Regions from separate parts of the Homo sapiens genome. Here region 2 is linked to region 1. A link is an interaction called in ENCODE POLR2A ChIA-PET data of the cell type or tissue named here. Cell type or tissue: A673. All regions are shown on one strand.

The links. Peaks named below come from ENCODE experiments on the same cell type or tissue, not always from the same donor. Only the 100,000 strongest peaks of a DNase experiment are listed, where the experiment ranks them.
Region 2: POLR2A ChIA-PET joins it to region 1 with 21 read pairs; 1 of 35 experiments calls an interaction of 5 or more read pairs at or near these places.

The regions. Positions count from the first base shown.
Region 1 is chr5:45,401,586-45,405,585 of GRCh38, forward strand. The region is part of intron 3 of HCN1 (hyperpolarization activated cyclic nucleotide gated potassium channel 1); the gene reads right to left. Among named protein-coding and RNA genes, the nearest start is that of HCN1, 290 kb to the right of the region's middle. In A673, no CTCF peak of the experiment used is centred here; DNase peaks (open chromatin) are centred at 1,396 and 2,016; H3K27ac peaks cover 1,060 bases.
Region 2 is chr5:45,271,900-45,275,899 of GRCh38, forward strand. The region is part of intron 6 of HCN1 (hyperpolarization activated cyclic nucleotide gated potassium channel 1); the gene reads right to left. Among named protein-coding and RNA genes, the nearest start is that of HCN1, 420 kb to the right of the region's middle. In A673, no CTCF peak of the experiment used is centred here; a DNase peak (open chromatin) is centred at 1,972; H3K4me3 peaks cover 474 bases.

The sequences.
Region 1 (4,000 bases):
GTCCTGAATGTTTTTTCAGATTATTTTATTTTTTATATTTACTTATACTTACACGTATTACCTAGAGAAAGGTTTTTTTTTTTTTTGGATATAGAAAAGTTCACATTTTCTTTATTCTAAATTAATGGAATGTCTTTTGTGCCAGTATATAACTTTTAGTAAATCAACAGGTCTCCATATAGAGAAATATATCTCTTTTATTATATATTGTCTCTATAAAAATGGTATTTGTGTCTGGGCTCAATATTTTGTTTCACTGCTCTGTTTAGCCACTTTTATACTGAGTTTTAATTAAACAAGGTTTAATTAAACAAGGTCCTTGTTTAAAAAACAAGGACCATCTCAATTCCAACAGGGGTTTAAACTGAACTACTGTGTGAGGGAATTTGAGTAAGACCATGGGTCATGCAGGTAAAAATCTAAAACACGAAGTTTGATGGGGAGTAGGAGTATTTGGAGGCTGAGAAAAGTTACCAAACCCCATAGTATGTGTGTGTACATATATAAAATTTTAGCCAGTCTAAATTGTAGAGAAGAAACAGGAGGGAATGAGGAGCATACCAGAAATATGACAGAATAGGGAACATACCAGGCAACACAGTGATGACCAGAGTCTGAGTCCTTAAACATTTTCAGTACAAAACGGGAAGCCAATGAAAACTTGTGAGCAGAGAATGATATGATCTAAACCGTATTTTAGGAAGATTGATCAGGCAGAATTGCAGAGTGCTGGTTCTTAACTAAGGATGATTTTACCACTTAGGAGACATGGCAACATACAACATCAGCAGACATTTTAGTTTTCACAACTGGCAGAGGTGCTATTAATATCTAAAGGGTAGAGGCCAGTGATGCTGTTAAAAATTCTGCAGTTCAGAGGAGACTCCCTCTCCTGCCTCACAACAAAAAATTGGGAGGTCCAAAATATTAGCTGTGGTGAGGCTGAAAAATCCTGAGGTAGAGGAAGGATGTAATAAGGACCAAATACAGAAGTCAGTATAAATGTTATTACAAGTTTATGAGAAGTGAAATGAGAACTTAAATAATATAAAAGTATAAAGCAACAACAATAACAATTTTGAGAAGACAGTATCTACAGAATGTAGAATATTAGGGATTCATGGAAAATTCAGAAGGATTAATGAAATATAGGCTTTCTCTCTCTCTCTCCCCCTTCCTCTTTCTTTCCTTCTTTCTTCCTTTCCTTTCCTTTCTTTCCTTTCTTTCCTCCTTCCTTCCTTCCTTCCTTCCTTCCTTCCTTCCTTCCTTCCTTCCTTCCTCTACTTCCTTCCCTCCCTCCCTCCCTCCTTTTCTTTTCTTTCTTTTGTCTCACTCTTTTATGCAAGCTGGAGTCCAGTGGCATAACCATAGCTCATAGAATTTGAGCTGTAACCTCAAATTCCTGGGCTCCAGCAATCCCATATCAGCCTTCTGAGTAGCTGAGACTACAGGCATAAGCCACTGTATCTGGTCCTTAGGCTATTCTTCATGAAGAGTGAATGATTAGGCATAAGGATCTTCTCTGTTACTCTACAAGGCCAATATTGCTTTCTTTAGACACTGAATTTTGTCTACACACATTGCTTGTGTTTGCAAGGGCCAAGTGAACCATAACAAAGGAAAGTGAGCATTTAAGTAGCAGATTCTGAGGCTGGTGTTGAAAGAATTCCAAGTAGAGGAATGACATCCTAACCCCTCCTCCATCATACCTACATATCATTAAAATCCCAGGAACAAAGGGCTTGTATTAGTCCATTCTCAGGCTGCTAATAAAGATATACCTGAGACTAGGTAATTTATAAAGGAAAGTGGTTTAATTGACTCAGTTCAGCATGGCCGGGGATGCCTCAGGAAACATAACCATGGCAGAAGGGGAAGCAAACACGCCTTTCTTCACAGGGTGGCAGGAAAGAGAAATGCCAAGCAAAAGGGAAAAAGGTCCCTTATAAAACCATCAGATCTAGTGAGAACTCACTCACTATCATGAGAACAGCAGCATGGGGATAACTCCCCCACCATGATTCAATCACCTCCCACCGGGTTCCTCTCACAGCATGTGGGGATTATGAGAACTACAATTCAAGATGAGATTTTGGTGGGGACACAGCCAAACCATATCAGGGCTCAAGGAGAAAAAATAGATTGACTGTGATAAAACACACACAAAATGTTATCCTTATAAGCAGTATATTATAAATCAGGTACATGGTTCTAAACTGTTCAAAGCACCAATTATTATGTTAAACTAGTTTAATCATGAGTACTATTCTTACCATCATTTGACAAATAATGACACTGAAGCAGAGAACCTAAGCGACTTGCCCAGGGTTAAAATTTTGTAAGTGGAAGATTCAGTGTTTTCAACCCATGCAGTCTCCTTCTAAGGACCACAGTATTATTACATTACACTGCTCTCATTTTTATAAGCCTACAAAAGTCATAGGTTTTTTTGCCCCACTTCGGGCATCCTGTTTGCCTTATTTTAATCTACTACCATTGAATGATGGCTTGAATGGGAGATTTAGGCTATCATCTGAGAAAGTTTTGTGAAAATCTAGGAATGTTTGTAATCCCATTCTGCCTTTTTTCTTGTGTTACATGGCTATTCCTTTTTCACCTTGTAAAGATGACTGTATTATATTTTAGTGTACATTACTAATATGATATTATATGCGAATGGGAGACTGTATACTCAAAGTGTTTTACCATACAGTCCAAATATACCCAGTTTCATATAATCTGAATCCCACAGACAATAAGCAAATAAAATATAAGGGAACTGTTTCAACTGAGGTTTATCTTGTTTTCATTTTAGGTAACAATGTACCAACAAATTGTTCCTTTTAGATTATGTTTTTGTTATTAAAAGTGTTCATTTAGTTAATCACTTCACTTAGGCATCACTGAAAATAATTTTTTTTTTTTTGAGGAAAAGATATTGAGTCAAATTAATGGGAACATAGTAAGTACCTTTGCTTATTCCACCTGAGAACTTTCTCTTAGTAATAATGCATTTTGAGCTTTCTATAGGCTTGAATGAAAATACTTTCTAGTCATCCTGTCCATATTGTTACTAAATTTAGGGAGTCAGGATGAAGGGCTATTTGCAAAAAAAAAAAAAAAAAAAAAAAAAAAAGGAAAAAGAAAGAAAAAGGAATATTTATTCTCCAGTGTCCTAGACCTCCTGACATAATATATCCAATTCAAACTTAGCCACTCAGTAGCCTGCCATGGGAACAAAAGCTCTCCAGTCCACTAGCTTTCACATGAGCTGAAATTTATTTAATTTAGGGGGCCAAAACTTTCCATTATTGAATATCAGAATTAATTTTTCTTTATTATTTGCAAGCAAATACAAGTATAAACGTGTTGAAGTAGGTAAAATCTTAGGAAAATCTAAAATATGGCACTCAGAGACTCTGAAGTGCACAAACCAACTGCTAAAATATTGAAGAATTAATGGATAATAAAGAGGTGAAATTAGAAAGCCATGAGTAGAGTATAAATTCTTTAGAGCTAGGCTACAGAATGTTGATCAGCATGTCTATTTTTTTCCTGCAGTCATTGCATAAACATATCATTTTTATCAATTTTGGAAATGCCAATCAGATAGAAAGTTGCATTTAAAAGTTCTTAAGGAAAAGAATATAGTGTAGCATAATTCATTTGCAGTCATAAGAAGTATAACAGGTCATCAGTGTCAAAAAGAGTGTGTTTACTTGAATACACCATAATTTTATTATCTGTAAACAGTTGGTCTTTGAACAATGCAGGCGTTAAGGATGCCAACCCTGGGCATAGAATGACTTTTGACTTAATTAATCAATTAATTAATTATTTCGAGACAGGGTCTTGCTCTCTTCCCTAGGCTGGAGTACATTGGCACAACTATAGTTCACTGCAGCTGGAACTTCTAGGCTCAAGTGACCCTCCTGCTTCAACCTCCTGAGTAGCTAGGACTATACACGTGCACCAACATGACCAGCTTATGTTTAAAATT
Region 2 (4,000 bases), 130 kb before region 1:
CCTTGCTGCATGTCCTCAATAATTTCTTAGTGAGAAAAAGAACAACTGAAGGTTATTCATGAGAGGAGAAATAGTCATTAAGAAGTATGAAAAACACTTAAAATAATCTCTTCTTTTAAAGCCTCCATACTCTGTTTCTAGTATGAATAACAGAATTAAGAAATGGCACACCCTTAGCAACGAAAAAAGAGTAAACTTTCTGATCAAAGAGGCTTAGATTTCATGAATTGAATGTCCAGATTAATTTTCTCTTGATACAATATTAAGCTATTTTGAAAATCTACTTATTGAGTAAACACAGCCCTTTGTTAGGTGTTACAGAGTTTTGGTGTATTTGCCATATCTGTGTGTATATGTGTCTTTGGCGGGGATGGGGGGTGTTTAAATAAAGGATATATATAGAAAAAAATTAGTCATCTGTAGCTCATACTATCCTTTAGGTACCTTAGAAATTATGTATGTATTAGTTTATCACTATTTCATTTTATTTTATTCTACTGAATTTCTGTTTCCTAAATAATGGCTTTATCAACCTAGCTGGTTTAAGACATTTTAAAGACAGAAACCATATAGTTACCTTATAATATCCCTTATAGTGCCTGCTACATTGAGTTTCCAGCCCAGGCAAAATGATTTAAAAATGCTTATGCATACCCCAATTACAGTGAATAAACATAAAACCCACACTAAGTTATCTTCTTAAGTTTTGGATAATATTGGTTCACCTGTTAGGCATCTTCCCTTGGTCATAGAACTTGCCAAATGTTTTACGTACTTTCTTTGAGGAACATAACATATCTCTGAGGTTTTGTGCAATGTTTATAATAAAGAAAACTATCTGGAAGATTTGGTCATTTTTTTTTCAATGTAGACATGCCTTTACTCATCAGGAAGAAAATTAACCTGCTTATAGATATGCATGTTGATTTCATAAAGCAAATAAAGTTAAATACAAAATAAAATAAAATTGGACTCCCAAAGAACAGATTCAGTGCAGTTTACAGATGCAAGCTTTTTAAAGATTGTCTTGGCATACTTTCTAGAATCTGTCTGTTCCAGCCTTTCTGCTTTTTTCTTGTTTGTATACTCTCTGAGAGCTCAACTAAGAACTTCCCAGTGGTGTAATAACTGTTTTAAGAATCTTAGTGCAAATTTACTTGGGTAATAGGTCCCTTCATCTGGATGCGTATTTACATATTATAATAAATTGTAAAAGTAATGGGGACTTAGCGTATTAATTTTAATTCGGTAGAATTTTCCTGGTTTTCTTTATAGGGCGTTTATGAATGGCTAAGTAGTTATTTCACCTAGTTAAGATGAAAACTATTGGTAATGCATCCTGTATAGGAACATAGACAACTCTGTTTCCAATTTCAGTGTCAGAAAGAGTGTGGCCTGGGAGACTAGATTTGGCCTAGCACATTATTTGTATACCTTTAATAATCCTTAAGGTATGAGATATATCAACTTCTCAATGCTATTTTTGCTGGCATTAGTTAACCCTGATTATAAACATTTAAGTCCACCTGACATTACTGTCACCTACATAAACAGTCATTTTTATAAGGTAGGGCAAATGGCTTCAAACGTTTTGCAACTCAGAAATATTTTCCTGACCTCTAAAACTGAACTTGACATTGCTGTGACACAGAGCTAATCAGGAACTCATGACAGAAATTTCTAAAGTAATGTGCTTAACCTGAGCTTCTAGAATTTTGGGCAAAACTGTACTTAGCTTCTCATAGTAACCTAAACAAAAGCTGCTTCCTTCTTTAGTAACTGATACCATGAAATAAAAGTAATTCTCTGCTGTGCATCAAAATACTAATTTCCTATAAATTATTTAGATTTCTAATTCACTGTGTTATAATAACATGTAACAGAAAATATCACTTTTTTGCTTTCTTTTTGTCTTTGTAGACTTTCTGTATTTATATTAGTGAACTAGTAAAACACTGCCTCTGTATGGCACAGGAAATGATAACATCTGGCTTAAATCATTTTGCGTATCATGTTTGGCTGGTAGAAGTACTCTGGGTATCAAATAGATTTGAATAGAAATCGAAAGAAGTTTAGACTAGGAAAGAACATTAAATAGGTGCAAATTTTTTAGTATTTGATTGATTTCTTAGTACAGTACTTTAATGCATTTCACATTTTGTACAATCTTCTGAAAAAGAGATTGAATACAACAAATTTCTAAATATAGATATAAAGAAGGTATTATTCATGTATAGATTACATATTATAATATTCTAATAACCAGAATACCCAATTTTTCATTTTACTAAGGGTATAACTAGTCATTTCAACTCACATAGATACATTCCTAATTGCACAATTATTTGTGTCCTCTTCTACTACTCATGCCCTGTTATTTATGGTTATTTAGATCAAATAAAGTTATTGTTTTATCAAACAAATCTTAGCTCCAAGTTCAATCAAATCATCTCTCTTAAAACATATAAATTAGAGTGATCACGTGGGCCTCTGAATGTTGACCTAGTAGCAACTCTTCAGACAAGCTATGTGTTAGCAAAGTTATTCATTGACAAAGCTGTTATGTGGTTAACTAAAACAGTGCCTGTAAAAGAGTGCCTATAAAACAGTGCCTATAAAGAGTGCCACCACAAGCCTGGCACATTGTGGGTACTCGTAAAACATTAATTTCCTTCCTTTTTCCCCATTTCCTTGTATTCTAATTTTTCCTTATGATTTTGATGGTACCTGCTAGAAGCAAATAAAAGTAATGCTTCACACATCAAGTAGCTCTCCAAATTTGTGATATATAACTATCATCTTTCACCATCTCATAAACAATTTGTTCATAAACTAATCATACAAATTCCTTAGACTGTGTCTTGAGGAAGATGGTTTCACATCCACTAATACTCTTTCTTAATTGTCCCAGGGAAAATTTATCTTTGTGCTTCCTCTGTATCTTGATCATCTTGCATCTTAGTTCCTACATTATTGGACTTACTTGTTTATAATCTTTATACTAAACTATAAGGTCTTTAAAGGAAGTGCAATGATTGCTTTTGCAATGTCATCACTTACCAAACATTGTCATATATTATTTGTTTCAAGAAATATGGAATGTTGGGAGGCCGAGGGGGGCAGATCACTTGAGGTCAGGAGTTTAAGACCAGCCTGGCCAACATGGTGAAACCCTGTCTCTACTAAAAATACAAAAAATTAGTGGGTATGTTGGCAGGCGCCTGAAACTCCAGCTACTTGGGAGGCTGAGGCAGGAGAATCATTTGAAACCAAGATATGGAGGTTGCAGTGAGCTGAGATCGTGCCACTGCACTACAGCCTCGGTGATGGAGTGAGACTCTGTCTCAGAAAAAAAAAAAAAAGGAAATAAGTGAATCAATCAATAACTGAAAATGGCTTACATCAGATTAAAAATATTCTTCATAAAACAAGGTGCTCACATTTGAATACAATATACCAAATAGGCAAATCTTTTTGTGAAGCTTTGGCTCCAATTGACAGAAGTTATAATACAAAGCTCTCATCTGGTTCCTACTAATCATAAACATGTTTGTAACATGATTGTTTGATTTTGTTGTATATGTGAATTTTTGAAATTAAGGTTTACACTTTCTACTCCTTAACTTCTCTCCCTTTCCTCTTCTTTATCTGTGTCTTTCATTTCCATTGTAACTCCTTCAGCTTGCATAAAATCAGCTTTACATAATACTGTTGGTAAACTTATATAGAATATATATTTGTACTACTTGTCTTTGGCAAGTTAAAATACCTAATGGATATTACTGATATTACAGATATGTTACGTAGGTAGGAAACAATCTCAGGTAGCCGCGTGTTAGCCCATGTGACATAAACAGATTAAAGGGGTTCTGTTTTGTGATTGTAACAAAAATAACATAAAAATATCAAAGCTAAGAAGGGTAAAACCACAATTTTTCTGCTTCTATCTGTCTTTAAAAATTCACCAGACCATTCCAAATTGTCCCTTTCAATCTTTAAA